Regions from separate parts of the Mus musculus genome. Here all the other regions are linked to region 1. Evidence: chromatin loops called from intact Hi-C (ENCODE). Cell type or tissue: heart. All regions are shown on one strand. Links, peaks and the distances in the headings refer to the core of each region. The heading gives the core; the rest is flanking DNA. Region 1 holds the start of 4833439L19Rik (RIKEN cDNA 4833439L19 gene). Region 2 holds the start of Rnf44 (ring finger protein 44). Region 3 holds the start of Faf2 (Fas associated factor family member 2).

Region 1 (10,259 bases), core at 3,085-5,584:
TTTTTTTTAAATAATTATTTATTTTATAAATGATGAGTACATTGTAGCTGTCTTCAGACACACCAGAAGAGGACATCAGATCCCATTACAGATGGTTGTGAGCCACTATGTGGTTGCTGGGATTTGAACTCAGGACCTCTGGAAGAGCAGTCAGTGCTCTTACCTTCTGAGCTCTTAACTCTCTAGCCCCCCTGAAGTCGTTTTCTTAAATCTGCATTCAGCCTAGATTCCAGGAAGAACTAACAGTCACCTCTTGAGACTTTCTCTTCCCACTCTACTTTCCAGGGTTACAGAAGCAGCACCCCTCCTGCTTGTGGGGCACAAAGTCAAGAAAGTGCTGCAGAGCAGGCTCCTCCCCTTCAGAGCAGGCTCCTCCCCCTCAGAGCAGTAAGCTTGGTGGCCAGTTTGCACCACTGGGAAACAGTCTCTCTCCCAGGCAACAGGGGCTCCTTTGGTTCCTCTTGTGGAGTCACACTTAAAATAATGGCCAACTAGCTAACATTCTGACCAAGATTACCCAGTTATGAATGCTTCTTGTCCTCTATTTTAATCATTTAAAAAATATATTTAATTTGCAGGACTAGAGAGATGGCTTACCAGTTAAGAACATGCAATGCTCTTCCAGGGGACCCAGTTTGGGTCTCTGCACAAAAGGTGGCATACTGCTGTCTGTAACTCCAATTTCAGGAATTCCAATGTCCTCTTTTGGCCTCCATGGGTACTAGGAGATACTTATGATACAAAGACGTACATGCAGGCCAAATATCAACACATACAAAATAATGCAAATAAAAATTTAAGCACACTATCTCCTCTTCCAGAGGACCCAGGTTCCATTCCCAGTACCCACATGGCACTGCTTGTATGCCAGTTCTAGGGAATCCAATGCCCTCTATGACCTCTTAGGACACCAGGCACTCATGTGCTGCAATACGTACTGTAAGAGGTTTCCAGGCCTTAGCACAAATGACTCCATGATAGACGTATCAGTCAGGCTGTAAAACAGCACGTAGACAACACCACTTGCTAAAACTCAAGCAAAGGCTTAATCTGGTGGCCAATGTGGGGCATAACCAGCTGACACATACTACAGCTCTGCCCATGTGGACCACAGGAAGGACCACAGGAACTCTGGTTTGAACAAAAAGCATGAGTAGTTCCTGGGCTACGGCCCACTGACTTTTGGCATTAGCCCCAAAGACGTAAGCCTCCCTACTCAGAGAGCAGGCACTCTGTCTTTTTGGAAGCAGCACCCCTCCAGCAGAAAGACCTGCCTGCTGAAGCAAATAGCTGGCGGTGGCAGTGGGGCAGAGCAGGCTCCACCCCCAGACCAGGCTCCTCCCCTCAGAGGAGGCTCCTCCTCTAAAGTTTTTGTCATTGCCCTACAGACGACCCTGGTGCTCAGACCCTGAACGTGATACCCTGAGCAGGATTTCCCTGTCTCAGGATTGTCTAATCATTGTGTTCACACCAGAGGCTGTGTAGATTGTGAAAGCCAAGACTTGTGTTTTGAAATTCCATTGATAGTGTGAACTAAAGTGAATGAAGGTTAATTGGGCACCTTCAGTTTAAGTGAGCACTCACTTATAAACCAATTTGGTGTCATTTACAGGACATGGCAATCCTAAGCATGCATGTAGACACCTCATAAACACAGGCAGACACTCCATAAACACACGTAGACAGACATAAAGTTGGACCAAAGGATTCATTGTCTTTTTATTTGTTAATTTTAAGTTATTACTATTGATCTGATTATTTTCTCCACAGTATTAACTAATACTTATTCTAAAATATGCATGTCCAAATGTGAAGCCAGGGAATTGTGGGACCAAGGAGAACAGGCCCGGAACAAGAGTGAGGTCAAGGCATGTCCAAACCCCAGAATCTGGGGTCTGACATGGACAGGAGTGTATGATCAAGCCTGTGTGTCCCAGCACAAGTAGCCCTGCACTCCCACATTTGTCCCCCACCCCCAGGAGGTTATGTAGCCTGAGTTGCCAGGCTAAACTTCCTCACCCTATGTACTGGCTGGCTTTGTATGTCAACTTGACACAAGCTGGAGTTATCACAGAGAAAGGAGCTTCCCTTGAGGAAATGCCTCCATGAGATCCAGCTATAAGGCATTTTCTCAATTAGTGATCAAGGCTGGGAGGGCCCAGCCCATTGGGGGTGGTGCCATCCCTGGGCTGGTAGTTCTGGGTTCTGTAAAAAAGCAAACTGAGCAAGCCAGGGGAAGCAAGCCAGCAAGCACCCCTCCATGGCCTCTGCATCACCTCCTGCCTCCAGATTCCTGCCCTGTGTGAGTTCCTGTCCTGACTTCCTTTGGTGACGAACAGTAATGTGGATGTGTCAGCTGAATAAACCCTCTCCTCCCAACTTGCTTCTTGGTCATGATGTTTTGTGCAGGAATAGAAACCCTGACTAAGACAGCCATTATAAGGTCATGTCCAGCCGCACAGTAGCACCTGGAATCCTTCCTCATGGTAATGAGGTATCCCTAGCACCCTGGCCCTGGCCAATGATGTTCACTCACCCTGAAAGCCTCCATCCCCTCGAAGGTTTAAATAGCGTTTATTCCCTCCATTAAATGAGCTGCCTCACTGAAGCTCTCTCCTAAGAGTCCGTTCTCAATGTGCTCACTGCCACCTGAGGTCTCTTGCTCCTGGTTGTCCTGCCTCGGTTTCTCTCTCAGGATCTACCAGTTGCAATAGTAGCCAATCACATGTACTCACATACATAAAATAAATAAATAAATCTTAAAACAAGATATTTTCAAAATATTTCATTTGTTTTTAAAAAAAGACATTTTAACCTTATAAAAGATTTGTTTTTTAAATGTGTGTGTGTTTGTTTGTCTTTTTTTTTTTTAAAGAATTTATTTATTTCATGTATGTGAATACACTGTCACTGTCTTCAGACACAACAGAAGAGGGCATCAGATCCCATTACAGATGGTTGTGAGCCACCATGTGGTTGCTGGGAATTGAACTCAGGACCTCTAGGAACAGTAGTCAGTCCTTTTAACCACTGAGCCATCTCTCCAGCCCTGTGTTTGTTTTGCTTGCATAGATGTGTGCCTGTCTGTCATTCACATGCTGAGGCTGTAAAAGGGCATTGGACCCCTTGGATGAAGAGTGATAAGCAGCTGTGAGCTGTCCTATGGGTGCTGGAAATTGAATCTGGGTCCTTTGGAACGGCAGCCAGTGTTCTCCATTGAGGAGCCTTCACTTCCGTCCCCATGTTTAACCTTTTATGTGAGAATTGATCTGCACCCTTTCCTCCCAGGAGCAGTAAAGTAAAAACACTGGGAATACTTTTTCAAGTGTCACACTGCAAATCAAGTGTGTTATTCACAAATGAAGTATACAGCTTACAGAAGACATGAATTCCTGGCCCAGTCTTGGTCCTAACAGAATGCAAGCAAAGTCAAATGTATTCCCATCTTTTAACACCCTCCGATTCTTCCTGAGCGGACAGTGAACCTTGGACTTGGAGCAGAGTTGAGTGTGGGTGTTTTCAGCTTTCTCTCATGGAGCAGAGCAGGGAAGTGTTTTTGAGACCTCTGAGTGGCTACCTCTCCAGGTCCACTTTTCTCATAGTTATTATCCATTTCCGGGGAGGCGGATGCTCCTGTATTTAGTCCTGTACTAGTGTGGAGCCCGCCTGACTCCACTGCTAATTAAAGGGAGAAAGATTAACTATCAGATCCTCTCTGTGTGTGGGAGGTATGGTAGTGGTTCTTAACCTGTGGGTCACGACCCACGAAGGCGCCTACCTGGCTTCATGGTTCATTGAACTGTGCCCTTCCCCCCAGCCTTGAGCAGGCAGAATCAGACTTTGTTTCTGCCACAGTTGGCTAGCCCACCTAGGGTGGAGTCTTCCAATCTAGGTAAAGTCTATTGTGTGCCACATCTGCAGCTTCCTGCAAGAAGCCACCACCTGCTAACAGGCTGCCTGAGCTTGCTTTCCTGATAAAGCAATGAGAGTCTGGCAAAGTGGGGGATGGGTCTCCCCCCTTTAAATTCAAGTATGTGGGAATGGGAGACCGACTGCGGTGTCCTTGGGAGCCAGAAGAGGGCAGCAGACCCTGGGAGCTGTACTACAAGAGGTTGTGAGATACCAAACCTGGGTGCTGGGAACAAACCCAGGTCATCTGCAAGTGCAGTAATTACTGTTTTAACTGAACCATCTCCAGCCATCAATCTTCATTCTTTCCCCCCTTCTCATCCTCAGCCCCCACCACACTCCTTGATTCAGGCAATGCTCCTGCCTCAGCCTCCAAGTGCCACAATTCTGTAATCAAGTAAAAAGCGCAGAGGAAGTGCTGGAAACAGGTGACCTCCTTTCTGGGAACCCCGTGGAATTCCCTTTTAGAGTTCAACCTACAGGGAGGTGTTCCGGTGGTGGTGGGTACGGAGGCACGCTCAGATCTCGGACTACAACTCCCAGCATGCCCCGCGGATCTTCGAGTCAGGTCTCGCGCGACCTGCGACAGTCTCGGGGTGGTTTGGGGGTTCGGTTGCCGGCCGGCGACTGTCCTCCGTAGGGGAGCGTTCGTCGCGCTCTCACGATGGCTCTGCTCTGTTCAGCCCAGCAGCCTCTTGGGCCATCTGGAGCCTCGGAGCCTCTTTAGTGCGGGAAGTCGGGCCGCAGGCGGCGGGCGAGCAGGTAACCGACCGCGGCCTGGCGGAGCTGGGGGCAGCCTGAGTTCCGGGGCGCCGCGGCCTGGGGGGCCTGGAGGGGGGCTCTGTTCCACCCTAGCGGGGCTCGAGGGACACCAGAAAGACCCGCACAGTGAGCCTCGGAGCATCTGCTCGCTGCGAACCAGCCGGCTTCGCCTTGAGGGGTGGGACCGTGGGAAGGTCGGGATTGGCTTTACACATCTCAGAGGCTTTGTTTTGCACCTCCTGCGAGAGAGTCGTGGGCTTGGGGTCGCTAAGGGAGAGGGAAAGGGCGTGTGTCTGGCTTGCGGATGTCCCTAGGACCGCAGTGAACTTGAACAAAAATCTGGACCAATAATGCCTGCTGTGCAGCGCCGCGGGTTTGTTTTCAAGACAAGGGTTGTGTGAGAATGCGATGACTTTTAGTGATGCCGAGTTGGTCTTCTATGCTGGCATAGCTCATTTCTGCCAAGGGGAAAGGCTGCTATGTAATCCGGCTGGGGAGTGGTCGGATGTTCGGTGGACTTAGGGGCGCTGTACCAACCTTGCTTGTTTATTGTTACTTAGAGCCTCTGGATGGACCCTTCCTCAGAAGCTTCGCTAATTTGCAGAAGCTGGGCAATGCTCCTCATTAACATCTGTCTGTCTGCATAGTCCGGCGTCATTTCACTGTGGTAAGGTGTCTGTCTAAACTGAGGTTTGGCTTTCTCCTCTCGGGTGTTCAGAGGAGCCAGCCATAGGATACTGGCAAACTAGTGGACTTTATCCTTCCGGGGGTGTGTTTGTCACTCATTGGTTCTAGCGTGTGTATGTGTCAACCTTACTTACCAGCCATAAGTCTCTGCGTGTCTGTCAGAGCACTGGAATGACCCTCTGCTGTGCAACATAAGAAAATGCCCTATGTTATTTTTATTAGGTGGAAGGGACTCAGCTCCGAATTACGTATAGAAAAAAACACCTGGATCCCTGTCTTTCAATGGCTTCAAGACAACCAGAAGTGCCTGGTAAACTTAAGTTCTTATTGGTTAAGTCTGTACCCCCACCCACATCCCCCAGAGAGCTTATTTTCTCAGAATCCTTAGTACTGATCTTCTTTAGTATTAGGTCATCACCTTCTCAGCCGTGGTATACACCCTGACCTTGGCTTACAGCCTCTTGCCATAAGTGTCTTTTGTGAAGAGTAAACACTTTTTGTTTGTTTTTCCAGAGACAGGGTTTCTCCGTGTGGTTCTGGCTGTCCTGAAACTCTGTATTTAGACCAGGCTGTCCTTGAATTCACAGAGATCTTACCACCTCTACCTCCCAAGTGCTGTCTTTAAAGGCGAAATCATAAGTGAAGTTCAGAGTTGCTGCTAAATCTACATCTACTGTTTTTTTTTTTTTGAGACAGAGTCTCCCTTTGTAGACTTGGCTGTCCTGGAATTCACAGAGATCCTCCTGCCTCTGCCTCCTGAGTTCTGGGATTAAAATGCATGTACACTGCACCTGGCTCAAAAAAGTTTTTGGGCAGGCAGTGGTGGTGCACGACTTTATCCCAGCACTTAGGAGGCAGAGGCAGGTGGATTTCTGAGTTCCAGGACAGCCAGGGTTACACAGAGAAACCCTGTCTCGAAAAACCAAAAAAAAAAAAAAAAAAAGTAGATGCCAGCGGCTTTATTACTATTGTCTTTATGAAGCCATTGGACAAGGTGTTAGACACTGTTTGAAGTCGCTCCCCAGTTAGGCAGGTTAATGGAAGCTTCCTCCATGTACCCTAATACCATTTGTCTCTACCATCACGTGTGTCTTCCACTTACACTGGACTCTCTAACGCCCTTGTCACCATGCAGAGCTATGTGTGTGCTCATGAGCTTAAGGCTTTGTAGCTGGCAGCAAGGAGTGAGCCCTGGCTCAGTGTCTCCTGCGCATTTGCTAGCCGTGTGGTAGTGCTTAGGTTCCGTAGCACGGTTTCCTGAGCTGGGAAATGGGAAAGAGTTTACTTAGAGAGGAGTAGATAGAAGGAGGGCTCTCAGTGCCAGGTCATTTGTGTTTGCATGTCTTTTTCCCTTGAGATAGCAATGTACATACTGTAAATTCACCTAGAGTGGGTGATTTCATGGTTGGTGTGTTCATAAGGTTATGCATCCATCAAATTAATCTACTTACAAAGCATTTTCATGCCCCCAGAAATACTTTGTACCCATTAGGAGAAACACCTCATTGCCCTCTCCCTGGCCCTTGGCAACTAGTAACTTCTTGGGCTTGTTAGTTATTAGTATTGGTGATGGTCACATGGTAGCTCTGGGTCCCCTTGCTGTTTAAGTCAAACTTGGCAGGGTTTGAGCCTTGCTGCCAGGCAGGTTTCTACCTTGACGAGTGCGATTATGTAACAGGAAAGTATCACCTTGAAGGCAGGTTCTGGATCAGTGACCAGACAAGTGAAGCCTGCTCTCTGCTCTGGCACAGCTCAGAGTACACACAGCTGAAGCATGACGCCTCTGTCACAGCTGGACGTGCCAGCAGTCAGCTGTCGTGGTCAGGAATGGCAGGCTCAAGCTGGCGGTGTTGATGAGAGTGCCTGTCAGTAATGCCTGTGGTGGAGACGTTTAAATCTTCAGAAAGCTAGGAACTAGAGGGCATGCCAGGCCCCAGACGAGGAACTGTTCCTTGTAGTTTTCTTTGGAGGGGGGACACAGAAGGCGCAGGGCTCTTGATAAACTAGGTCGAGCCTCAGCTAGCTAGCCATTTTCTCTATGAACTGAGGCAGCTCCTTTCATCACTAGGGTTTAGTTTCCTCATCAAATGAGACAGTGACAGGCTACAGACTGAGGGAAGAAAACATAGAATGATACCTTTAGTCACTTTCTATCCTCAGTCTTGTATGACTGAGAGTTAGCATGTGAGTTTTGAGATAGGTTTGATTTTTGACTGAAAATTGTGCTTTGAAGTTGTGACTCTGCATAGGCTAAGTACAGTAACTTGAGGTTCAGGTTCTTTATTCTGTAAAAGTTGATGAAGCCCTGGAGTGGTTGTCTGTGCTTGTAGTCCTAGCACTTGGGTAGAGCTGAGGCAGGAAGACTGGCAGAACTTGAGGCCAGCTGTGCAAGCTATATAGTGAGTACTAGCCAGCCAGGACTACGTAGCAAGACCTTGTCTAACAGGATTGTGTTGCTGAGCCAGTGTAGTAGACAAAGAAGGCAATGAGCACTGATAGCAGGGCTGTTATTACTCCCTTAAATGGATTAGCTGTCCCCTAAGTGTCACAGCTTTCTTATCTACAGATGAACTTAAAGTCTGTTCAGTTGACATCCCATATTGACAGGTATCTCTGTTCTTAGCTCTTGCTCCCAGCGGGCCTCTAGGCAAGATGTCCCTGCCCATCGGGATGTGCCGTCGGGCATTCAGCTATGATGATGCCCTAGAGGACCCTGCGCCCATGACTCCTCCTCCATCGGACATGGGCAGCATCCCCTGGAAGCCAGTGATTCCAGAGCGCAAGTATCAGCATCTTGACAAGGTACCTCACCCTGCTCACGGCTTCTGGCAAACTCACCCCATTTTTCTTCCTGTTCCAGAAGCTTCCGTGGTTCTCAGTCCCTACAAAACCAGGCAGCAGTTGTTCCCTTTGTACATCTTCTGTCCCTTTTTCCAATCCAAAACTTGAATAGTAGTGTTATCTACAAGAGATTCTTCTAGACTCTGCTTCCCCAACTAAGAAGCCAAACTCCAGAACCTGCATACCTGAGTTCTGATGAGTCCTGCTTGTCTCTTTATAGCTTCTCTGTTATCCAGCTATAGTATTATTAGAATATTTGCATAGACACAATGAGGTAGTGGGGGAAAGGACCAAGTCTAAATATGAAATTAATTTATGTTGTATGCATACCTTTTCCCTTATGTAGTCAGATTTTTATGCACTAAATGAAATTTTACACCGGGAAATTTTACTGTCTCTTGTGTCATGGCAGTGTGCAAAAGTTTCAGATTTTGGGGCACTTGAGAGTTTAGGTTTTTGAGTAGTGATTCTCGGCCTATATTGTATTGCAGCATTAAAATGAAGGTCTGGCATAGAGTTCAAAAACCCTTTAAGTGGTTCGTTTTGTGATTGGCATCAGCGCAGGTCTCTCTCTAGTGCCTGCTGTGTTGTTGCTCGGGCATGGGTCACCCTGATGCCCGTCACCCAAAGAAGGTCAGCCTGGTGCCCGAGTCAGCGGGGAGCTGAGGTAAAGCCATTTCCCTGCAGCCTCTGTGGGCCTGAGAGGAAGCGTGCAGTGAGGGTCTGTGTAAGCAAACTGGGGTAGATCCCTCAGAGTCGTACCAGGGCACAGTGCCTCTGTCTGAGTGGATGTTGAGGGAGTAAAGTAGGAGACTTAGAGGCTGGGTTGGCGTGGGCGGTAGCTGAGCTGGGTGCTGTCTGAGCTTTCCTTTCTGTTTTCCTGTTACATTCTCAGAACAGGGACTTCTTCCTGTGGTCTGTCTGCACTGCTGTGTGGAGAAGAACTCCTTGTGTTAGTTGTCTGCTGTAATCCAACTCCGACAGCTGTTGAAGAGAAAATGTTGTGTTTAAGACAGAGGGTAGACTACAGGGACTGGCAGCCAGCATAAGGAAGGTCTTGAGTCTGAGGCCAGCCTGAGTTTTATTCAAAGGCCCCTGCCTAAAGAAACAAGACCCCTAAACAGTTATGATAAAAACCTATATAAAAACAAACATGAAAAAACCTGCCAGCTGTTTCCAAGGCTAGTACAGGAGAATTGCCTGCTTAGGCTACAGAGCGAATTCAAGGCAAGTCCAGGCTATGTAGTGAGATCTTGTCTCAAAATAGATGAGAAAAAGGACAGCGGGTATGCTCAGTGGTGGGTGCGTGCTGGGCATTTGCAAGGTCCTGGGTTCAGCCCTCAGCCTGGGCCTGGGCTGGGAACAGGGCCTCCTGTAATAAAGATGAATCTTCCCACATCAGTGAACAGAGCAAGGTAACCCCCACAGACACTCACAAAGGCTAACCTAATCTAGATAACTCTTACTGGGTGCCCAGAGACCTTTCTCCTAAGTGCTTTTACATTCTGTCAAGTTAACACTAACCATCACACTTGGGAGTTTGTTTAAAAATTCTATTACTATTATTTTCTGTGTGCTGGATATCCAAGGCTTCACATAAGCTGGGCTAGAAACAGATTTTTTTTTTCTTTTTTGACCTAGGGTCTTACTATGTAGCCCAGGTTGACCTCAAATTCATGGTAGTCTTCAGTCTCCAGAGTGCTGGCACTGCAGATGGGCATTACCACACTCTGTATTCACTCTTAGTGTCTGTGTGTCTCACCTCCCCACAGCCCAGACCGACCAAGCAGCCTGAAGTGTGTTTGGCTAGCACTCAGGGGCGAAGTCTGAGGAAGTTCTGCTCAGCTAAATAAGGCTTGCTTGTAGGAGGTGTCTGTTCCATGTTGTTTCTGCCCTGTTTGTCCTTTCTTCTCTCCATCCCTCAATAATGTTTCCTCATTTTGGAGACAAGGTTTTGGTAGGTATTCCAATCTTGTCTTGAACTCACTATGTAGCCCAAGCTAGACTTGAACTCACACCAATTCTCCTGCCTCAGTGTCTCTAGCACTGGGATTACGCGT
Region 2 (10,259 bases), core at 2,648-5,147, 120 kb before region 1:
GTGTCAGATTCCTTGGAGCTACAGACAGTTGTAAACTGCCCTGTGGGTGCTGGGAAATGAACCCTGGTTCTCTGGAATAGTAACTAGTGCTCTTAATCGCTGAGCCATCTCTCCAGCCCTCTGTCTAGAATTTTTAAAAGCAAATACACAGTTACCAAATTAAAAAAATTTAAACTAGGAGTGGTGGTATAATGCCTGTAATCTCAGCACTTGGGAAGAGGATCAAGAGTTGAGGCTGCCTGAGATAGAGGAGATTATGTTTATAAGCACACAAAAACAATAGTAATACAAAGAAAAATTTAAAAATCTGCCCTCCTTGCTGGGCAGTGGTGGCATAATCCCAGCACTTGGGAGGCAGAGGCAGGTGGATTTCTGAGGCCAGCCAGGGCTATACAGAGAAACCCTGTCTCAAAAAACAAATCTGCCCTCCTGAACAGGTGCACCCTAATGAGAATTCCTGTGTCTTTTCCCAAATCACTTCCCACTGTATGCTGATACAATATTCAGTTGAAATTGATAATATTGTTACACCTTGTTAGTAAATTGGTTTGTTTTTTAAATATTTGGGATTATGGGATGCATCCACAAAGTACAGAGTGTCACCCATCTGTAGCCACAGAGGTTTAACAAATGTTGCCATTTTCTACTGACATCCTGTTCTGGGTTGGTGGACTCTGTAGTAGTCCAGTTACTACAGACCGGCCTAGTAGACATGAGTGCTTTAGGTAATGGTGATGTTCTGCTTATATAATCGATGCAGACACACCATACCCCACTTTGTATGTTTGCCTGGCCGGGGGGGGGGGGGGCATCCTAAGGGGACACCGACGTCTGCCCCCTCTCTCGCCTCAGCTGTGTTACTATCTGGGTGTGTGATATTTTTGTTGCTTGTATTTTGAAGACAAGGTCTCTGTAGCTATGTAGACCAGGCTGTTCTCGAACTATTGATCCGCCGGTCCTGGAGGAGTGACTCTTCTTTCCGGTACAGTGGCTTGCTTGTCCTGATCCCTAGGCTCTCAGTCGTTGAGAAGCTTAGAGAACTAAACTGCAGAAACCTCCCTGGGCCTGGTTCAGGAGATCCCAACTCTTCCCACTTCAGCTGAACTAGAGCCTCTCCACCCCTTTTCCCGGGCCGCGCTAGGGGCGGGGTGCCGAGATGTTTCTGTGACGTCAGCACGCGCAAGACCAATCCCCCTACCCAGGAGACGTTAAATCATTTGCATGGCTCCTCAGTCATTGGTCTCTTCAGCCCTGGGTTGTCCCAGCTGTTTAAAGGCGCCGTCTAACGGAACAGAAAGCGAGCGAGTAGAGAGGCGAGGTGAGCTATGAGGTCATCGCAGGCCTGCCGGGCTTGTGGTGACGTCATCTCCGGGAAGTGTGCTTGCCGAGCTAAGAGCGGTCCTCTCACCTCGGCTGCGTGAGAGGCTGCGTGCCCCACAGAGGCCGCGGCCCTAAGAAGGTAACCTTGACCTGTTAGTGCGTGCCACGGTCCCCGTACCTGGGCTCGCACCGCTCATCACCTGCGACTCGGCCTTGTGGGCTTTGAAGTATGAGGTGGGGGCGAAGAGGCTTTTTTAGCCAGCCTTTCAAGATGGCGACCCGCTAGTCACGTGCCGCCCGCAGGACGCGATTGGCCGACGCGCGGCGCGGGGCGGGGCCTGCGGGGCGGGGCCTGCGGGGCGGGGCGGGTGTCCGCTCTTGCCGCTACTGTTTGCTTGCGCGTCCTGGCGCGCCCCCGCGAGCCGCCTCCCGCGCTGCGCGCCCCCGCCGATCCGAATGTTGTGAATCAAAACGTGGGGCTGGTTCCATCCGGCCGCCGCGGACAGTTCTTAAAGGGCCAGCCCGCCGGAGAGCACAGCTGCGTCCTGCGCCGCCCTTCTCTCGGGCCCGGGCTGGGGAGGCGGAAGACAGAGCAGGCTCGCGAAGGAGCGGGCGCTTCACCGTCCGCACCCCGCATCGCGAACAAAGGAGCCCGCGTGTGGTCGGACGGCTGCCGGTGAGTCGGGCCGGGCCTCTTAACTTCGGACCCGCACCCCGGAACTACGGCTCCCTCGGGGACGCGTTGTTTGCCGGCCTCGTAGGCGTCGATCCCGGGCTGAGGGAGTGGTGGGAGACGGCGGCGGGGCCCCCGGGCCAGGTGCTGCCTGCGGCTACCTAGTCCGGGCCGCTCTTCTGCCTTGCAGAGCGCTGCGGTGGAGGGGAAGGAGCCAACCCCTCCCCCTGCAGCCGCCACTTCCTTTGTTGTTGCTTTTGTCTCACGCCGAGCACATGGTCCGGGATCCTCGGCTCTTAAAGTCACAGCGCTCTAGCCCCAGCGGTGCTGCCTGCCTTTTCCCCTCAGTGTTCCTCCGAGTGCGGCATTACGGAGTAAGGGGAACAACGGAGGCCCCTCCTGAGACAGGTGTACGAGCTTCGGTCCCATCCCCAAGGAGGGGTAGCTTTGGAAAACTGCTGGAGCCCCACGGCCTGCTTTGGGGAGGAGCCTTATCCTCTGGGACTTTGTTTTCCTTCCCCATAATGTGAACACCTAGTTTCTTGTCTGTGGCTTTTTTAGGGGCGCCCTGGGGAGATTTCAGTCTCTATTGTTAATAAGGCTTAGCCGAAACTAAAGGGGTTCTTTAACCAAGGTCACCCAGGGAGTCTAAGCTGGCCAAGGTGTGGTGGTTCCGCCCTAAATCGCCTCCTCGGCCTTTGTGGGAGTTGGGAAGCTCCTACTTAGAGGGAGGTACGGCGAGCATGTAGGGTAGGGGAACTTGTATTCCCACCTAAGCCTGCTCGTCTGCTAGAGGGAGTGAATCTTTCTGCAAACCGACCCTATTCGACTCTACTCAAGGGTTAGAATGTGTGCTTGGGACTCTGTACTTGGCTGGCGGGGTTGTGGACCCATGGGGACAAGAGATAGACTTAGGGGAGTTTACACAAACTTTATGGATAGAGAGCAGTACAGTGAAGAGAGGTGTGGGAAAGCAGTGGTGCTGGTTGACCTTGAGTGTGTTGATTGGTCCAGCTCAGTCACTCTTGCGTCTCTGGGACACTACTCACGCATAAAGATACTACATCTCACACGTGGCTCCTGAAGTACTCTGTAGTTTTCCCTCCGACCACTGTCATTGAGACTACTGGGGCTTTGGGTCTAGGGAACCAGCCAGGAGGACCAATTGTGTTCCCCGTGGTCTAGAACAAGTCCTTGGGGTTTCAGTAACTGAAATGGGTGTGTCCCCTCTTTACCACTTTAGTTTCTGGCAGGAGTTAAAGAACCACCTTTCTGTTCCTCAGGTACACTGCTGGACACCATGCTCGTGCCTCCTTTAGCGCTTAGGGACTTGTGTCTACCTAGGGTAGGGGTGCAGGAGGAGGCCAACCATTCACACCACAGCTGGCCTTCACTTAAGGCTGCCTCTTCTCTTCCCTTTAAAGTAGCCTTTGATGGGTCCCTGAGAGATCGTTCTTAGGTTCCCATTTTTACAGAGGAGGAATCTGAAGTTCAAGGAGAGGAAGTGATGGGCCTAAGACCCTGGCAAGAAGTTGGGGGTGATGCTGTTACCTTTGGCTCCATTGCTTCCCACTAGATGTCCTTCTGTCTGCTGGGTTGGGATAGGCCAGGCATCTTGTTTCAGGTATTTGAGTTTTCCCTGACCTGGAATCTCAAAAGTGGGGGCCTATGTGTCAGGGTATCTTGGAGAGAAGGCCCATTTTCTGACTGAGGAGGGAGAGCAAATGCAGTTGGGTTGTGTGTGTGTGTGTGTGTGTGTCCATCCATCCATCCATTCCTGTATGCTTTAGCCTCATTTCAGAGACTAAGATTTGGGGGGAGTGATTATAACCTCCCATTGTTTACTCTGACAACACCCTGTCATTGAGGCTTCTTCAGTTGAATCCCACTCCTGCTGAGTGCCTGAGCCGGTCAGTAACAGCAGTGAATCCAGCTGGTATACCCCAGGTCTGTGGCTGAGGCCAGGCACTGTTGGGGAATGTGGAGGAAGCATTCTTCCCTGCAGACTTGGAGAATTGGGGCCCAAACTTGGCGAGTCCTGGGTAGAGGAAATGGTTCTGACCTTTGCAGGACCAGCTGAGGTGCTTAACTGGAACTGCCCTCCCTTGCTGTGTCAGCAGGGGGCAGCATTTGAAACTGGACATCAGATGACCATAGGTTTGTTGGCTGAGAAAGAGTGAAAAGACCACCTTGTGGCACAAGGCTGGCTAGTCCAGTGTGATACACTCTTCAGTGTTGCAGGGCCTGATGGGTTTCAGCGTGTTCCTTGCCAAGGCTTCATCCTGACTGAGTTAGTTGCAGAAGCCTGAGGTTGGACCTGCTCTGGGGTTACAAGACATGGGTGTGTACCAGGCCGTGCATGCTGCCAGCTGAAAGCTTCTTCCTAGTCTCTGTGGAGCCTTGAGATACCCTCCTCTGTGAGCACCAGGCTGTAGAGACAGGCTTGAAGCCACCCATTTCCTAGCTTTGACATGTGGAACCTGGGACAGTGAGTCTGTTCTCCCAAGCCTGCTAAAAGCTTTCCTTAGTTGTGGGGTCACACCCGAGTGGGCACTGGAGGGGAGGGCTCGGGAGAGAGAACAAGTTCCAAGGCTGGGAAGCAGGTCAGACTATCTTACCTAGCACTTATCTAGAGGGGAGTTGAGTCCCAGGTCTCTCTGGAGTTCCTCTTCAGCCAGCCACATGAAAGGGGAGCCTAAAGCTCCCCAAAAGTCCCAGCTGCCTGGGGCTCAAGATTTAGCCTTTGTCATGAGGCAGAGGAGGAGCTTACTCCAGCCTGAGCCTCCTCAGGCCAGCTGGCCCTGAAGCATACTGGTCTGGCCTCTGAATTTTTCATATTCTAAGGAGATTTGACCCCATTTCACAGAATAGGAAACTAAGACTAGCTTGTCAGTGTTGGACCCCTGGCTTCAGAGGACCTGTCCAGGTTTTGTTGGTTTCCCAGGTACTAATTATACAAGCAACTGTCTTTTTCTATTCCCCCACATCTTTCTCTAATTACCTCCTAGGGTTGTGAGCCCCGGCACAGCCCCTCCACCTCCCTGCCCTCCTGATGAGACCATGGACTTTGGCAGTGACTAAGTGGCCACCTTCTGCCCCTGTGGGTCACTGGCGAGTCTCTACAAGGCTTAGCAGCAGTCCAGGCCAGCTCTGGGGAAGGTAGGAAGAAGTCTCTATCTCTTAATTCAAGGGCAGCCAGCTTGGCTTGGGTTCAAGGGCAGAGGGGTGGGCCCCAGGGCCCTGAGCTACTTGGCTTCCTAGTGTGGGTCATTACCCTGGCTTCTCTCCATGAATTATAAATGAGTGGTGCCCCTCTATCCTGTTGGGGCTCCTCTGTGTGGTACAGCCTTGGCCACGAGGGGCCCCTGGTCAGCCCACCTGCCCAGGATGAGCGCTTACCCTCCCAGCAGCTGCTGCCCAGACCATCAAACCTCTCTGTAGAGGAGCACCGAGCCTCAGCTCCTGCCGGCAGGAGCCCCCGAATGCTGCACCCAGCCACCCAGCAGAGCCCGTTCATGGTTGATCTCCACGAACAAGTAAGTACAACTACCTCACCCCCTGCCCCCCAACTTATTTCTACCAAACTAGTCTAAGGAGTAGAGGCAGCAGAAATGAGTGTTTTGCCATACTTAGCATATGTTATCCCATGATGTGGATGGAGAAATTGGGTTCCAGAAAGGGGAAGGGTCTTCCCCAGGTTTCCTCCCTCCAGTTCTCTGCTGCTCTCTCCACAGGTGCACCAGGGACCTGTCCCTCTGTCCTACACGGTCACCACAGTGACAACCCAAGGCTTCCCTTTGCCTACAAGCCAACACATCCCTGGCTGCAGTGCCCAGCAGCTCCCAGCATGCTCCGTGATGTTCAGTGGGCAGCACTACCCCCTCTGCTGCCTCCCACCTCCGGTGAGTGAATGACTTCTTCCACCCAGGTACAAGCCACACTGTCCATTCCAGCAGATGTAGTCACAGGCACCCTTGGGAACTGAACCAGATGCTTGGGCAGTATACTAACTTGGCCGCCTGCCCTGGCCCCTTCCAGAGCAACATGTGCCTGTGGGCTTCCACCCAGGTGCAAGGCAGTTTGGAGTTGAGGGACTATCTGTACCAAAGAGCCTGCTGCATGCAGTGGCAGTGGCAGTGGCAGTGGCAGAGATGCTGCAGTGGTGGTGGGACTGAGCTGCTGGAGGCCCAGGGCTAGGCATGCATAGGAACCTGTAGCTGGAAGGTGGTCCCTGGCCTGCGTGGCAAGCATAGGCCCAGCTTCTCTACCTCTCTCAGCAGCTGATCCAGGCGTGCACCATGCAGCAGCTCCCTGGGCCCTACCACACCTACCCCCACCTCATCTCCAGTGACCACTACATCCTTCACCCACCACCGCCAGCCCCACCGCCCCAGCCTACCCACATGGCACCGCTTGGGCAGTTTGTGTCCCTGCAGACCCAGCACCCACGTATGGTAAGTGTGGGAACTGGAGGGGGAGGGGAGTGCAGAGTAGGAAGACCTGAGCTTGTTATAACCAGCTGGCTGACTGGCCTTTCCTCACTTAGCCCCTGCAGCGGCTGGATAACGAGATGGACCTTCGAGGAGACCAGCACCCCTTGGGTAGCTTCACTTACTCCACCTCTGCCACTGGCCCAGCCTTGTCGCCCTCAGTGCCCCTTCACTACCTACCCCATGATCCACTGCACCAGGAGCTGTCCTTTGGTGTGGTGAGTGGCCGTCCCTATCTGAAGCCAAGCTTGGGCAGTGGGCAGGTGGGCCTGCCAGTTGACCTGCGCTTGGTTCCCTGTGTGCAGCCATATTCCCACATGATGCCACGAAGACTGAGCACACAGAGATACCGCCTGCAACAGCCGCTGCCACCACCCCCACCGCCGCCGCCACCATCTTACTACCCAAGCTTCCTACCCTACTTCCTGTAAGTGCCAGCATAACTGCCCTAGTGCCATTAGGCCTTGTTCTCTGGGGGCCTCCACAGTTCTGGTAGCCCCAGATCCTGAGTATGAACTGTGTACATGGAGGAGTGAGGGTCACTTTGTTCTGCCTCCACTGACCTGCATTCTGGGCCTCCCTCCCTGTCTAGTTCAATGCTGCCAATGTCACCGACCACCGTGGGCCCCACCATCAGCTTGGACCTGGACGTGGATGACGTAGAGATGGAGAACTATGAGGTCTGTGGAGCCCGGGCTGGGCTGGGCCAGGAAGGGGTGAGGTGGTAAACCTATAACCTCAGGCGCTGCTGACCTCCCTTGCCTGGTTGTAGGCTCTCCTGAACCTGGCTGAGCGGCTGGGAGACGCCAAGCCCCGGGGCCTCACCAAAGCAGACATCGAACAACTGCCGTCGTATCGCTTTAACCCTGACAGCCATCAGTCTGAGCAGACTCTGTGAGTGTCACCCTGGAAGCCCAGGGAGGGCCCTCCGCTGCCTCAGCTGTCACTGTGCTGACACTGTGCCCCTCCTCAGGTGTGTGGTCTGCTTCAGTGACTTCGAGGTGCGGCAACTGCTCCGAGTCCTCCCCTGCAACCACGAGTTCCATGCCAAGTGTGTTGACAAGTGGTTGAAGGTAAGGTGGCCTGAGCCGGCTCCTGGGTGTCTCTAGGGGCAGGAGTGGAGATTTTCTCCAAGTCAGATAGGTGGGGGAGGGGAGGTCACGCAATGGGGTCTGATGTGTGGGTGTTCTCCCAGGCCAACCGGACCTGTCCCATTTGCCGGGCGGATGCCTCCGAGGTGCCCAGGGAGGCCGAGTGAGGCTCCACAGCCACCCACGAGATCCCTGCCCAAAGCTCCGGAATTGGGTGGGGGGGAGCAGGGCGTGGCCCGGGGAGGACTGTGAGGGCGGGGCCAGGCCTGTCAGCGTTCCCACCTGCCACTCCAGAGCTGGTGCCAGGGTCAGTCTGGAGAAGCCCCTGCAATAAGCCCCTGCATTGCCAAGCTCCAAAGACTCCTTCCCCAGTCTGCCTGCCTGCCTGCCTGCCCGCCACGGAGCTGCCTGAGTTTCCCCAACTCAGTCTGCTTCTTATCTGCCCCTGGGTCCTTCTTCCTGCTGGCTCTGGGAGGCAGGAGTCCATTCCCCAAGTGTGGTGGCTGGTGTGATTTCCCCAGACCCCAGACGGACAAAGGAATAGCCACCCTGGGTCAACTGGTCTCCTGTACTGAAATGACGTGTCCTTCCCTGCCCTAGTGGGGTTGCCAGGTGTGTGGGCAGGGAGTAGCCAGAGACCATTTCCTGAGTTCTCCTGTTTGGTTCCAGACAGACATAGGCAGTCAGCTCTGCCTCCACTGCTGTGTGGTGTGGGTCTGACTCCCCAGGACCCTTACCCCAGGCACAGCGTTCCAGCCCACCCCCAGGCTGGAGAGTATCCCAGCCAGGCTCCATGAGCAAATGGGCCAGGGCTCCAAGCTGGATACATTGTGTTCTGCAGTAGCCTCGAGCGATCTGGGCATGTTCTTGTGTTCCTGGTGGCTGCCCCTCCACCAGTGACAGTGTCAGACCCATGCTCGATCCTCCCCCTCTGTCTTTTTGCATGAATGTGAGGAACAGCAGTTTTTGTTTATTCATTTGGCCCAAAATTGCGTGTAGGGGGTGTGGATATTTAAGAGGTGTTTAGTTTTTTATTATCTTGTTTTCTCTTTGGTTTAATAGGAGTGGGGGCATAGGGACCAACCGGGACCAAATGCCCAGGGGGCAGAGTAGGGTCCGGTTCTGCCACACCAGGCCTCCACATGAGTGTGTGCGGCTGGAACTTTATCTGGGTGGCTGGAAGTCACAGGGCGGAGTTTGGGGGGGTCTGTGCTCAGCTGATAACTGCCATGCACTGTACTGCACATGTCCCTAGAGCCTACCGGGACCGTCTGCTTTTCAGGGCATCTCCTCTCCAGCCAGGGCCTGTGTCCCACCTGCCTGGGTGAGTCTCCTAGCAATCCTGTGAGGACAGGGGTCAGGGAGGACATGAACCTCCACCTCAGGGGGCCCCTCCCGGCCTGATTCCTGCCCTCCAAGGTCTGGAGGAGGCTGTGTTCCTTACCCTCCTTTCAGGTCCCACTCCTTTCCTTTCCTACCGCCAACTGGGGTTGCTGCGCTGCCTGGAGTGAACGAACCGCGTGTGGGGCCGGCACATCCTAGCAGGCAGCCATTGGCGCCTGCTGCCTCAGGGATGCTCCAACCACCCTCGTTCTCACCGCAGCCCTGCCCCCACCCCAGCCTGCCAGGCCCCATTGGCCTGGTCCCACCCCACAAGAACCCAAAGTCTTACTGTATATAACTCCAGGTGATGTTTCTATATTTATAGCAGTGTTGAAAATCCACGTGTTTTACACAGAGAACCACCTTCTCCAACCCCCATCCCTTCCTCACCCCAAAAAAGGTTTTCAAACCCTTGTGGTTCCTGGGGCAGCAGAATTGGCTCATGGACTGTGTCGGCTGCAGTGATGATTCCAGCAAGCAGCTACTAGGGGGAAATACACCTTTTTTGTTTGTTTGTTTTTAATCATTTAAAAAAGATTTATGAAACAATTACTTAGGATGTTTGTGATTTGCCGACCTTGCTGTAGATGCCATGTTACCAATGATTTCCTGTGGTGGGGGCTTGGCATTGTTTACTCTTTATTTACCAACTTCTGGCCTAGGCATGACAGTGGGCACCTTCCCCCAGCACTGCTGGGCCCAGCGCCTGTGTTCTGTGTTAGAAAAGTTTTATATATATATATCTAACTAAACACACACACACATATATATATATATATAAACACATGTGATTTGGGGGCCCTGTTCCTTGCACATCTTACAGTTACCTCATTTTTCCCATGTATGTATTTGAGAAAATGCTAATATATAGAGACAAATGGTTCTTAAAGCTTAAATGTGTGGTTTTTTCCATCCCATTGGACTCACATTGGTTTGTAGCATTTAACATAACTAGTATGTTGTATTATATATGTGTATACTGATTGAAATTTTTAACAGATTTGTACTTTTTTTAAAATGAAAGTTGCTAGTTCTGCTTGACCAAGTAGTGCAATCATTATTTTTTTTAATATTGTTGCTGATTTCAGAGGGATATTCACTAATAAATGTATGATGTATACGAGTGCTGCCCAAGCTGCCTCTGGCTGCTCTCTGTGTTCTTTCCATGAGAAGTGGGGAATGGGGACGTGGAGACTGGTCATGCTCAGTGGGGTGGCAAGCCATGAACTGACCAGAAACACCTGCCTTGAGTGGAAATGGGTTGTGTTGGCAAGTTACAAGATTCCATCGAACAAATGTGAG
Region 3 (10,259 bases), core at 3,187-5,686, 56 kb before region 1:
CAGTGTAGCCTTGGCTATCCTGACCAAGCTGGCCTTGAGCTCAGAGATCCGCCTGCCTCTGCCTCCCAAGTGCTGGGATTAAAGGTGTGCACACCACAGCCCGGCTATAGGATTTTTCTTCTTTTAAAGGATAATTTAAAAAAATGGATACTGTCAATCAGACAGTGCCCATTACACACACACACACACAAACACACACACCCTCAATGTAAGAACTCACCCAAGACTTATAAAACTCACTAGTAGCTTTCTTTGCCAGGATGAGGTGGAAAAATCAGAAATCAAACAGATCAATGTGATTTTTATTTTTTGTTTTTCGAGACAGGGTTTCTCTGTGTAGCCCTGGCTGTCCTGGAACTCACTCTGTAGACCAGGCTGGTCTCGAATTCAGAAATCCACCTGCCTCTGCCTCCCGAGTGCTGGGATTAAAGGTGTGTGCTATCATTACCCGACCACTGTGATATTTTTAAACGGACAAATGAGAATTATCAGGTACTCATAACCCTAGTCCCCAAAATGACATAAATTTGCTTCTACAGCTCAGGGTCCAGGCTTTACCTTAAATAAAGAGAATGCGAGTCATGCTCTACTTGCCACATTTTTTTTCCCCCGAGTAGGCGGTACACACCCGTCATCTCTATCCCACAGTGCTAGCTGAGGTGAGCCTGGCCCACATGGGCTACCCAGCGAAATTCTGTCTCATGAACTAACAGGAATGACAAGATGGCTCAGCGGATGAAGGCGCTTCCCGAGGAGCCTGATGACCCAAGTTCACTGCTCAGAAGGATCAGGCCTCATCTCACAAGTTTATTTGAATGTGATGTATGTGTCATGCCATGTGTGCCCCAGACCCTCACAATTTAAGTAAATACAATACATTTTTAACTAAACAAAGAAAGGGGTAAATGTCTTATTTCTGTGCAAGCAGAAAGAGGTCATTTCCTCCTATGGAACATAGGACATCTGCTCCTTTCTCTCTGACCATGCCATTCCTGCCATGGTGGTAAACCACCAGCCCAGAGGCAGTGAACCAAAGCATGGGAGAAATCTACACATATTTGGAAATTCAGGGACACTGATTCCAATAAAAGTAACTTTCCACATACTTACATCAGCTCTTCTTTAAATCTATACACCTATTGTTTTCCAGTAGAAATAGCTCAAAACATAATGTCTACATTATTCTACTCATCTGGTTCCAAAGCAAGCCAGAGCCATGAGTTACACATACACACAAAAGGAGCTTGGAAACATCAAATGGACTGAGAAACACGATTAGTATGCCTTAGAGAATTCTAACCCAAAATATGTCACATAAAGAAACAAATCTCAGACTTCCTGAAATGCTTTACTTTTACTAACAGATTCATTTAGGCTTATTCAGACAGAGTCTCATCCTGTAGGGTAACCTGAAACTCACTATATAGCCCAGACTGTCTTTGAACCTACAGAAATCCTCTGAATTAAACCTCTAAAGTGCTGGCACTGGTGTGAGCAACCACACCTAGCTCAACTGTGATACATAAAATGTGGACACACACTGAGGACTAACTGGGCCACCTTATTCTGATACCCACAGAGAGTCTAAGCACATACCCCATATTGCAAGAGTAGCAAACCCCAAACCTGGTGTTGTTACTCCTGTGTTAAACCTCTCCTGTCTGTGCCTATACAAGCCAGCACAGTATTGACAGGTCTCTGGAATCTGACTCGTTTACTTTCTCACTCCCAAGTCTCTATTTATTACGACAGCCACAGCCACACTCTTTCCCATCACCATATGTGAGCAACTCATTTTCTCAGCTTTCAATACTCTCCTGCCCACCATCTGCTGAAATCCTATTCCTCCTTCAAAGTTGCAAGGCATTGTGCTAAGAGCTCACTCAGCCTTTCAGGCCAGAGCTAGACCCACTAGAATTCCACTAATAGCTTCAGTATCCTTAGCAAATAAATCAAGGAATCTGTTTCCTCACCAGATACCACAGCAGACATAGCACCATTTGTACTTTGTAAAGTGTGTGGGTTATGCATACTGGTCATAAATGATCTAACATTGTACTTAAGGCAGAGAGGTAACAAACTAAGCTACCTTTCTTCCCTCCTTCAACATCAACAAGTTGTCCCTTCCCTAAACTCCAATAGCAAAGACAAAGATGGATGGTTAGATGGACGGACAAATGGACACACACACACACAGACCCCCCAAAGAGCTTCCTGGCACTCTCATTATTCATGTTACATACCCTGGCTTCAACATTAGGATACGAACAAGATGCTTACAAATGTGGACTTGTAAATATATGTACGGCACTATTTGTGTGAATTATCTGACCTCTCATATCTGTTTTCTTCAGTATAAAGAATGGAAGTTAACTATAGTCTCCTAAAGAAGTTTAAGGTTATAATGCTTGACATTTGTACATGTCAAACATTGTCTAACAGAGTCTGAGATGTTGACCCCAGGCTTGTTTACAGAACATAAAAACACAAAATGCATTTTTTCAATATAGTCAACTTGGTAAAACTTGACACTAAGCTAACTAATCTGACCTCAGTGTGACTGACCATGCTAGCCACTCTTCTTCTGATGTCCATGGAAAACAAGGAGATCCTTAGGCACTTTAAACTCCCATATAGTTGCACTCACAAACTTCTAAGTGTATCACAGTTTACCCTCATTTCACAGGTGGCTTAACACTAAGAGCTACAAAGTATAGTCTGCCCAATAAAACCCTGAAAGAAACGCTCTACAAAGCAGTGAAAGCTGTCTGTTTATTCATTCTTTAATGCTAATCTGGTGTCATCAATTTCTCTATGCTAAGCCTACATGAGCAATTTACCACTCAGACACATCCACCACATCGATTAAACATGCATGCGCACACACACAAACATCTCAGCGGTAACACCCGACTCTTAAGACGGTACAGCAGAGGCACTAGAAGCCCAGGGAAGGCCCTGGGAAGGCCATGCTTTAAATGGACACCACCAATTTAATAGCTGAGTAACCTAAGTAAGCCGTTCCCTTTTTGTTTGGAAAAGGCTGGCCTCAAACTCAGCAAAACTGAGATTATAGTCTCAGGCCACACCCACTGATGCTACTTCTTACAATTCATAGCCATCTGTAAGACAGGGCCTGTTACAGTATGGACCCTTTAGGGCTGTGCATTCAAAAAGCTAACATGCTTTAGTCAAGTTCTCACGACATCACAAATATTTAGTGGGCGGTGTCTGGCATTAAGGCTTAGCATAAAAAGTGCTAAAAAAAATCAATATTTAGCACATTTCCTATTAGAAAATGAGTTCTATTGACTTCAATTTATCTGGAAAATGATTATTAATAGTAACAACTGTTTAGGCACATTTTACAGTTTACAAAGTTGTCTTCTTCTTCTTTTTTTTTTTTTGTTTTTTTTTTTTTTGTTTTTTGTTTTTTCGAGACAGGGTTTCTCTGTGTAGCCCTGGCTGTCCTGGAACTCACTCTGTAGACCAGGCTGGCCTCGAACTCAGAAATCCCCCTGCCTCTGCCTCCCGAGTACTGGGATTAAAGGCGTGCGCCACCACTGCCCGGCCCCAAAGTCTTCTAAATACCGTGTAACACCCATAAACTCAGTTTACCTCCTAAAACATCCGCAAGGGAATAGACATTTTGAAGTTATATGTAAGAACTAAGGATACGGCTAATGCCATGGTTACCACCACCCGGGTGGCATCCTCCCACCAGACCCTCCACCTGATTAAAGTGCTTAGAGCCTTTTTTTTTTTAAAACAAAACAAAACAAAACCAGAAACATCCACTTAATGGGGCGGGTCCTGCAGGTTGCCACCCTCCTCAAGCAGAGTCAGCCGTTCAGGAGCAAGCCGAAGGGCAACAAATCCAGTCAGAGGCCTTCGATGATACTTCATGTTACATTGTTTCCTCCAGAGGCGTCCTCCCACATTTCTAGGGCAGGTGCCAGGTCTGTGTGTGGGCGCTTCTTTTCCCCACTACAACCACCCAACACGAGCCCTAGGGACCACCGAGAGACCCCCAGCAAGCGTCGGTGAATAACATGGGATGGTGGTGGTCTGCGGTCCAGCCCTGCAAGCTGATGCCAACTCTGCGATTGGGGATCTGAGTTATCTCTAGCACATCCCCACCAATCGATGGGCGGAGAGGGTCTGGCGGGTTAATCAGGCCGGCAAGGATTGCAGACCAGCGACGCTACGGGAAATCAAGGCAGCTGACCCACTGTGGTCGAGCCCGGCTAGCAGAGGTGGCTGGAAGGCTGAGGACCCACAGAGGTTGGGCGCCGGGGAAATCCGGGCAGTTGGCGTCTGGGGGGGAGGGGGCCGCCTGCGGGTTTGAAACTGGTCCCAACCCCAACCTGAGGATGGTTTTGCGCTCCTCTAGGGTCCCACTCCCCATCCCGCGGCGGCCTGGGCTGCACCGAGAACTCGCTGCTACCTGAAACTGCAGCAGCTTCTCGGTCTGCTCCTGAGTTAGATCCTGCTCCTCAGGCGCCGCCATTTTGCCGCCGCCTCTACGCTCCTGACCCGTCCGCACCGTCACCCGCCGGAAGTGATCTCAGGTGTAACCACTTCCGGCCTGAACCGCCGCCGGGACTCAACTGCGTCTGCGCGCGCTAACTCGCGGGCACCCTCCCCGCCCCCTTCCGAATCTCGCCACCAGAGGGCGACGTTCGCGTGTCTAGGCCGAACAATTCAGGACCCTGCCGATCTATCTCCCAAAGATCTAAAATTGATGAAAAGATGACAGACCCCAGAGGGTCAGTGTACCTCCAGGAGCTCGAGAGAGTCCCGCAATTTGGCTGCTCCTTAACCGTTTTTTTAAATTATCTACGATATTCTTGAAGATTTCTCAGGAAACGATTGCTTTCACGAAATAGCGCCAGTTTGATACTTAATCCTTTCATAAAGTTGGTCTGCCTTATTAGGGGAAACAGTGGTGAGGCTTTGTTGTCTCTTGCTAGGAGTGTCTGTAACCAGGTTAATGGTGCTTCCCAGACACTCAGCTCTGTACCTCGTCCAACCTCATGCCCAGGCCACTCGCCCTTCATCCCTTTGACAGACCAAAGATAAGATAGTTGGTCTGAGTCAAGGAAACTTGACTTTAAGTGTGTATGATTCCTTGCATACGAAGGGTATCCTGGAGCAAGCCACCTAGACTCTGTTACTTTTGGTTGAACGCGATTGACTTAAAGCCTGCCCATTCCTCCTTTGCCTTTTCCTGGGCACACTGCGGTGGCCAAGACTTGAAGATCTTGAACTCAAGAGCAACCTGCACTACATAATGAGACCGTGTGTCAAAACGACAACAATCAAAGGAACAACACACACACACACACACACACACACACACACCCCGAGTGCATTTTATTCCTAACCTTTAGGCCCTTCTTAGCCTAATATTGTCCAATAAAAACGTGAGCCACACGAGCAATTTTTTAATAGCAGCCATACTAGGGAGAAGTGATGTTCTGCTGATGGGAAACTAAATTATTAGTTCATCCATTACAGAAATCAGAATAAAGACTCCCCTCACAATTAGTTAGAACTGTTATACAACCCAGCTACACCAGTTCTGGTGCACACTTCCAAGAGTCAAAGTCAGTTTACTATAGACATACCTGTAATTCACATACTTACTGATATGCACAATAAATCATAGACTCAGCCTAAGTGTCTACCAGTAGATGAGTGGACAAAAAAAAAAAAAAAAGTCTGTATATAGCAGGGCATGGCAGCACATACCTTTAATCCCAGTACTCAGTTGGTAGAGGCAGGTGGATCCCTGAGTTCCAGGTCAGCCTGGTCTACAAATCAAGTTCCAGAACAGCCAGGGCTACACAGGGGAAACCCAGTCTCAAAAACAAAACAAAATTCTAGCACTGGAGAGATGGCTCAGCAGTTAAGAGCATTGTCTATTCTTCCAGAGGACTTAAGTTCAGTTCCCAGCACCAACATGGCAGCTCGAAAAAGTCTAAAACTCCAGTTCCAGACATTCATAGGTGCAGGGAAAACAACAATGCACTTAAAATAAAAAAGTTTGCCAGGCGGTGGTGGCACACGCCTTTAATCCCAGCACTTGGGAGGCAGAAGCAGGCAGATTTCTTAGTTCGAGGCCAACCTGGTCTACAGAGTGAGTTCCAGGATAGCCAGGGGTGAGTTTAGAGGAGCTCTGAGGACAACTGGGGACAGTTAGTAATGAATGCAAATTGGTTCTAGGATCCAGGAGCTACGCAAACACTAAATGACTCTGTGATTTAAAGGACTCATTGCTCTTGCAGGGGACCTGGATTTCATTCCTGGCACCTGCATGGTGGATCACAATCATCTGGAGTTCCACCTTCAGGGGATCCGACACCACGTCTGGCCGCTGAGGCCCCCCAGACACACATGCGGTGCACAGACATACTCACAGGCAAATACTCATGTATCTAAAAAATAAAAAAGAATAAATCTATTAAAAGATAAAAAAATGCCTGGAGGTGGGGGGTACAAACTTTAACTCTGAGCACTCAGGAGGCAGAGGCAGGTGAATCGCTGAGTTTGAGGCCAGCCTGGGCTATGCAGTGAGTTCCAGGACAGCCAGGGCTAAACAAAGGAACCTGTCTCATAGGGAGAAGAAGGAGAAGGAGGAAGAGGAGGAGGAGGAGGAGGAGGAGGAGGAGGAAGAGAGGAGGAGGAGGAGGAGAAGAAGAAGGAGGAGGAGGAGGAGGAGAAGAAGAAGAAGAAGGAAGAAGAAGAAGAAGAAGAAGAAGAAGAAGAAGAAGAAAGAAAGAAAGAAAGAAAGAAAGAAATACATTAAAAATACACCAGGAAGGTCTATTTTTTAAAAAAAAGATTTTATGTATTTTATATATATGATGAGTACATGTAGCTATCTTCAGACACACCAGAAGAGGGTGTCAGATCCCATTACAGATGGTTGTAAGCCACCATGTGGTTGCTGGGAATTGAACTCAGGGCCTCTGGAAGAGCAGTCAGTGTTCTTAACCGCTGAGCCATCTCTCCAGCCCTAGAAAGGTCTATTGAAAAGATAAAGACTCCATCACTTATAACAGTCATTTATATCAAAAGAGTGATGTTGAACCCAGTGTCGTGGGATGGTGGGACTGCCTTATTTAGATCTCTCTGATCTACAGTCATTCTCTAGGTTTGGCCTGTAAGAATAATACCCAACCTTTCTGAGTCCTTTATGGTACCTACTGTTCTGTCATAGCCCCAGGCAGTTTCATGTGCATGAAGGAGACCAAGGAGAAAGAGACCACGAAAGCCTCAAGTTCCAGGCCATTTTGCCCATTTTATACTGTGCAAACTCCAAGTTTACCAGATGGATACCCAATCACCTCTACTGTCTTATTTAGCTTCCATTGTCAATTTGATACAGCCCAGAGTCACTTTAAAAAGGGAATTTCAACTGAAGGATTGCCCAGGTCAGACTGGCCTGTGGGTGTGTCCGGGGAAAACTGTCTTGGTAGGTAATGGATGAAAGAGTGCCCAGCACACTGTGGTTGTTCCCAAGCTGTATAAGAAAACCAATCAGCAAGCAGTGTTCATCCTTCAAGATCCCTCTGAGTTCTTGCCCCAACTTCCCTTAATCATGGATCATAACCTATGAGCTGAAGGGAATCTTTTTGACAGAAGCCATCTAGAAAAATCTAAGGCAAGCAAGTGAGTTTTCTGGAGATGGCCCACCATTTTACAAGGCTGTGGTGGGTGAGCTCTGAGATGCAAGGGCACCAGAGACTTCACCCTTCTTGCTTCTTGCTGCCATTTCTGTAACTGTTGCATAACCTAGTGATTCCTAGGCACCTGACCACCCTATTGGGTAAATTTTCTGCAGACCTACAAGAAGATGCAAGCTCATGTAATTATGCTGTATAGACAAATTGATGATTTCACAATTTTTTTTTTTTGGTTTTGTTTTTGTTTTTCAAGACAGGGTTTCTCTGTGTAGCCCTGGCTGTCCTGGAACTCACTCTGTAGACCAAGCTGGCATCAAACTCAGAAATCCACCTGCCTCTGACTCACAAGTGCTGGGATTAAAGACATGCACCACCACTGCCCAGCGATTTCACAATTTCTGATAATGATTTTTATAGAACTCTTAAATTGATACAAATACTCTCTTTATTGCAGAATAAAGCTACAAACAGAGCTCTATACACCTTCACATGTCACAAGCTAGTTGTACTAGGGTAAGAAAGCAGTCTTGGAAACCAATTTGTCATCAAGGAAAATGTTCTTTCTAGGTCAGGTCCAAGGATGAAGCCACAGGTGTGCACTGTGATAAAGCAAGGCCAGGTGAAACTGTTGCTTTGAACTTAAAATGAGCTTATAGAATGAGACACTGCTTTGAACTTCCTATTGACATCCTTCTGTGACTCCCCTTTAGTGTAACATTTTACCTGTGAGGTAATTTTATAAAGAAGCTTTGTCTAAGAAGGAATAAAAAGGCTGAGAGAAGAAATAAAGTGTGGCTTTTGCTTTGGGTGCTCTGCTCCATCCATCAAAGATATATATGCATATGTCTGTTTGTCTACATGTACGTACATACATACATACCTGTATAGGTGTGTGTGTGTGTGTGTGTGTGTGTGTGTGTGTGTGTGTATGCATGCATGAACACTTGAGGAATTGTTGAAATAGGAGGTCAAGCCTGGCCAAAGTGTGTGTATCTCTGTGTGTCTGTGTGTGTTCTTGAATTCTTGCCTTTTTTTTTTTTTTTTTTCTTTTCTCTCTGGCTCCTGAAGAGTTAACTACAAGTCTCTCACCTGGCCAGTAAGGGGCCCTAGAACCAGAGAGAAACTAAGCCTTTTTCTTAAATTCCCTGCTGCCATCAGTGGGAATCAAATTACCAGAAGCCAGCAGCTTTTGTCTACAGAAAGGCAAGGAGTTAAAATCAGAATTGCCAAAGGCAAAACAGTTCTGGCTCTGATCACCACTAAAGCCACTCATGGCTGCCTACCTCAGTCTACCTGGATACTGGGCTGGCCACCAGCACCCTTTCCTCCTCTAAGCTTCGTTTGGCCATGGTGTTTGTTACATGGTGTTGTTTGACACCAACCAAGTTAGAGCATCTACTGTCTAGTCATCCTGGCTATAAACCATCTATCCGCAAGTTATTCACCTCCTTAACCACTAGGAGACATGAACTTACACTGTGTCCTATGCGTTCATTATTCTAGATGTCTGCTGTAAGTGGGATCATGTAACACCCTGCCTTTGTGGCTAGCTTCTTTCACTTGCAGTAATGCTCTCAAAGCTCAATTATGTTGAAGCGTATGTCATACTTTTTATGACTGAATCATGCTGTACTTTCTTGAGTGACCGCAGTTTTCACTCGTTAATCGGCTAATGGACATTTGAATTTTTCATATTTAGATTATTTTGTCGTGTTGTGTTTTGTTTGTTTGTTTTTTCTTTTCTGAGACAGGGTCTTTGCTATTATAAACCAACCTATCTCCAAGCTCCTGATCCTGCTGCCTCCGAGCTCCAAGAGCTGGCCTTGCAGGTGTGTCCCACCATGCCTTGCTTACTGTCGATGACTGTCATTTAACAACCCTGCTGTGAATATTTGTATAGAAACTTTGTTTTGAATAGCTGTTTTGATTCTTGTGTAGATAGACCCGGGGATTCAAGTTGCTGGGTCATCTGGTGATTCTATTTTTAATTTTTTGAAGAAACAGCAGCTAAATTTTTACATTCTACAGTCTGTAGTGGATCCAAGTTTTCAGTGACCTTGTTAACACTTCTCCCTTTGAGAAAAAAAAAAAGTCTGTGCTACCGTTAAGAGTGTGAAATGCTATCTGAGGCTTGGATTTGCATTTCTGTGATGACTAATGATGCTTTTCACGTGACTGCTGGCCATTTGTACATTTTCATTGCTTTGCTTTTAAGACAAGGTCACACCATTCAGTCTAAGCTGGTCTTCAATTTGTGCTGGGATTATAACTGTGGACTTGCCGGGCGGTGGTGGCGCACACCTTTAATCCCAGTACTCCGGAGGCAGAGGTAGGCGGATTTCTGAGTTCGAGGCCAGCCTGGTTTACAGAGTGAGTTCCAGGACAGCCAGGGCTACACGGAGAAACCCTGTCTCGACAAAACCAAACCAAGCCAAACCAAAACAAAACTGTGGACTTCTATGCCCACCTCATTTTTTTCTTTTTTGAGACAGAAGCTTGATATGTTAGCTGCTCTTGGCCTCCTGCAATCCAACAATCCTCGTACTTTGGACTTTTGGGTTGCTGGCG

The links. Peaks named below come from ENCODE experiments on the same cell type or tissue, not always from the same donor. Only the 100,000 strongest peaks of a DNase experiment are listed, where the experiment ranks them.
Region 2: a loop joins it to region 1, with 2.5 times the contacts of the local background. A loop is called at or near these places in 2 of 42 quality-filtered maps.
Region 3: a loop joins it to region 1, with 3 times the contacts of the local background. A loop is called at or near these places in 10 of 42 quality-filtered maps.

The regions. Positions count from the first base shown.
Region 1 is chr13:54,559,594-54,569,852 of GRCm38, reverse strand. It overlaps 4833439L19Rik (RIKEN cDNA 4833439L19 gene), which reads left to right and starts at 4,471. Exons shown (of 9, transcript NM_133797.4): 1 at 4,471-4,671; 2 at 5,232-5,338; 3 at 5,581-5,668; 4 at 7,982-8,160. The coding sequence starts at 5,641. In heart, for the core only: a CTCF peak has its summit at 4,081 (motif pointing right); DNase peaks (open chromatin) are centred at 4,002 and 4,482; H3K4me3 peaks cover 1,779 bases; H3K27ac peaks cover 1,678 bases.
Region 2 is chr13:54,679,231-54,689,489 of GRCm38, reverse strand. Rnf44 (ring finger protein 44) reads left to right here and starts at 1,682. Exons shown (of 11, transcript NM_001146026.1): 1 at 1,682-1,996; 2 at 5,002-5,152; 3 at 5,415-5,529; 4 at 5,728-5,895; 5 at 6,271-6,447; 6 at 6,540-6,701; 7 at 6,789-6,910; 8 at 7,076-7,163; 9 at 7,256-7,377; 10 at 7,457-7,556; 11 at 7,679-10,091. The coding sequence starts at 5,046. The coding sequence ends at 7,741. In heart, for the core only: a CTCF peak has its summit at 4,114 (motif pointing right); DNase peaks (open chromatin) are centred at 2,769 and 4,038; H3K4me3 peaks cover 1,742 bases; H3K27ac peaks cover 1,275 bases.
Region 3 is chr13:54,616,092-54,626,350 of GRCm38, reverse strand. Faf2 (Fas associated factor family member 2) reads right to left here and starts at 4,567. Exons shown (of 11, transcript NM_178397.3): 1 at 4,448-4,567. The coding sequence starts at 4,510. In heart, for the core only: a CTCF peak has its summit at 4,669 (motif pointing right); a DNase peak (open chromatin) is centred at 4,590; H3K4me3 peaks cover 2,114 bases; H3K27ac peaks cover 1,746 bases.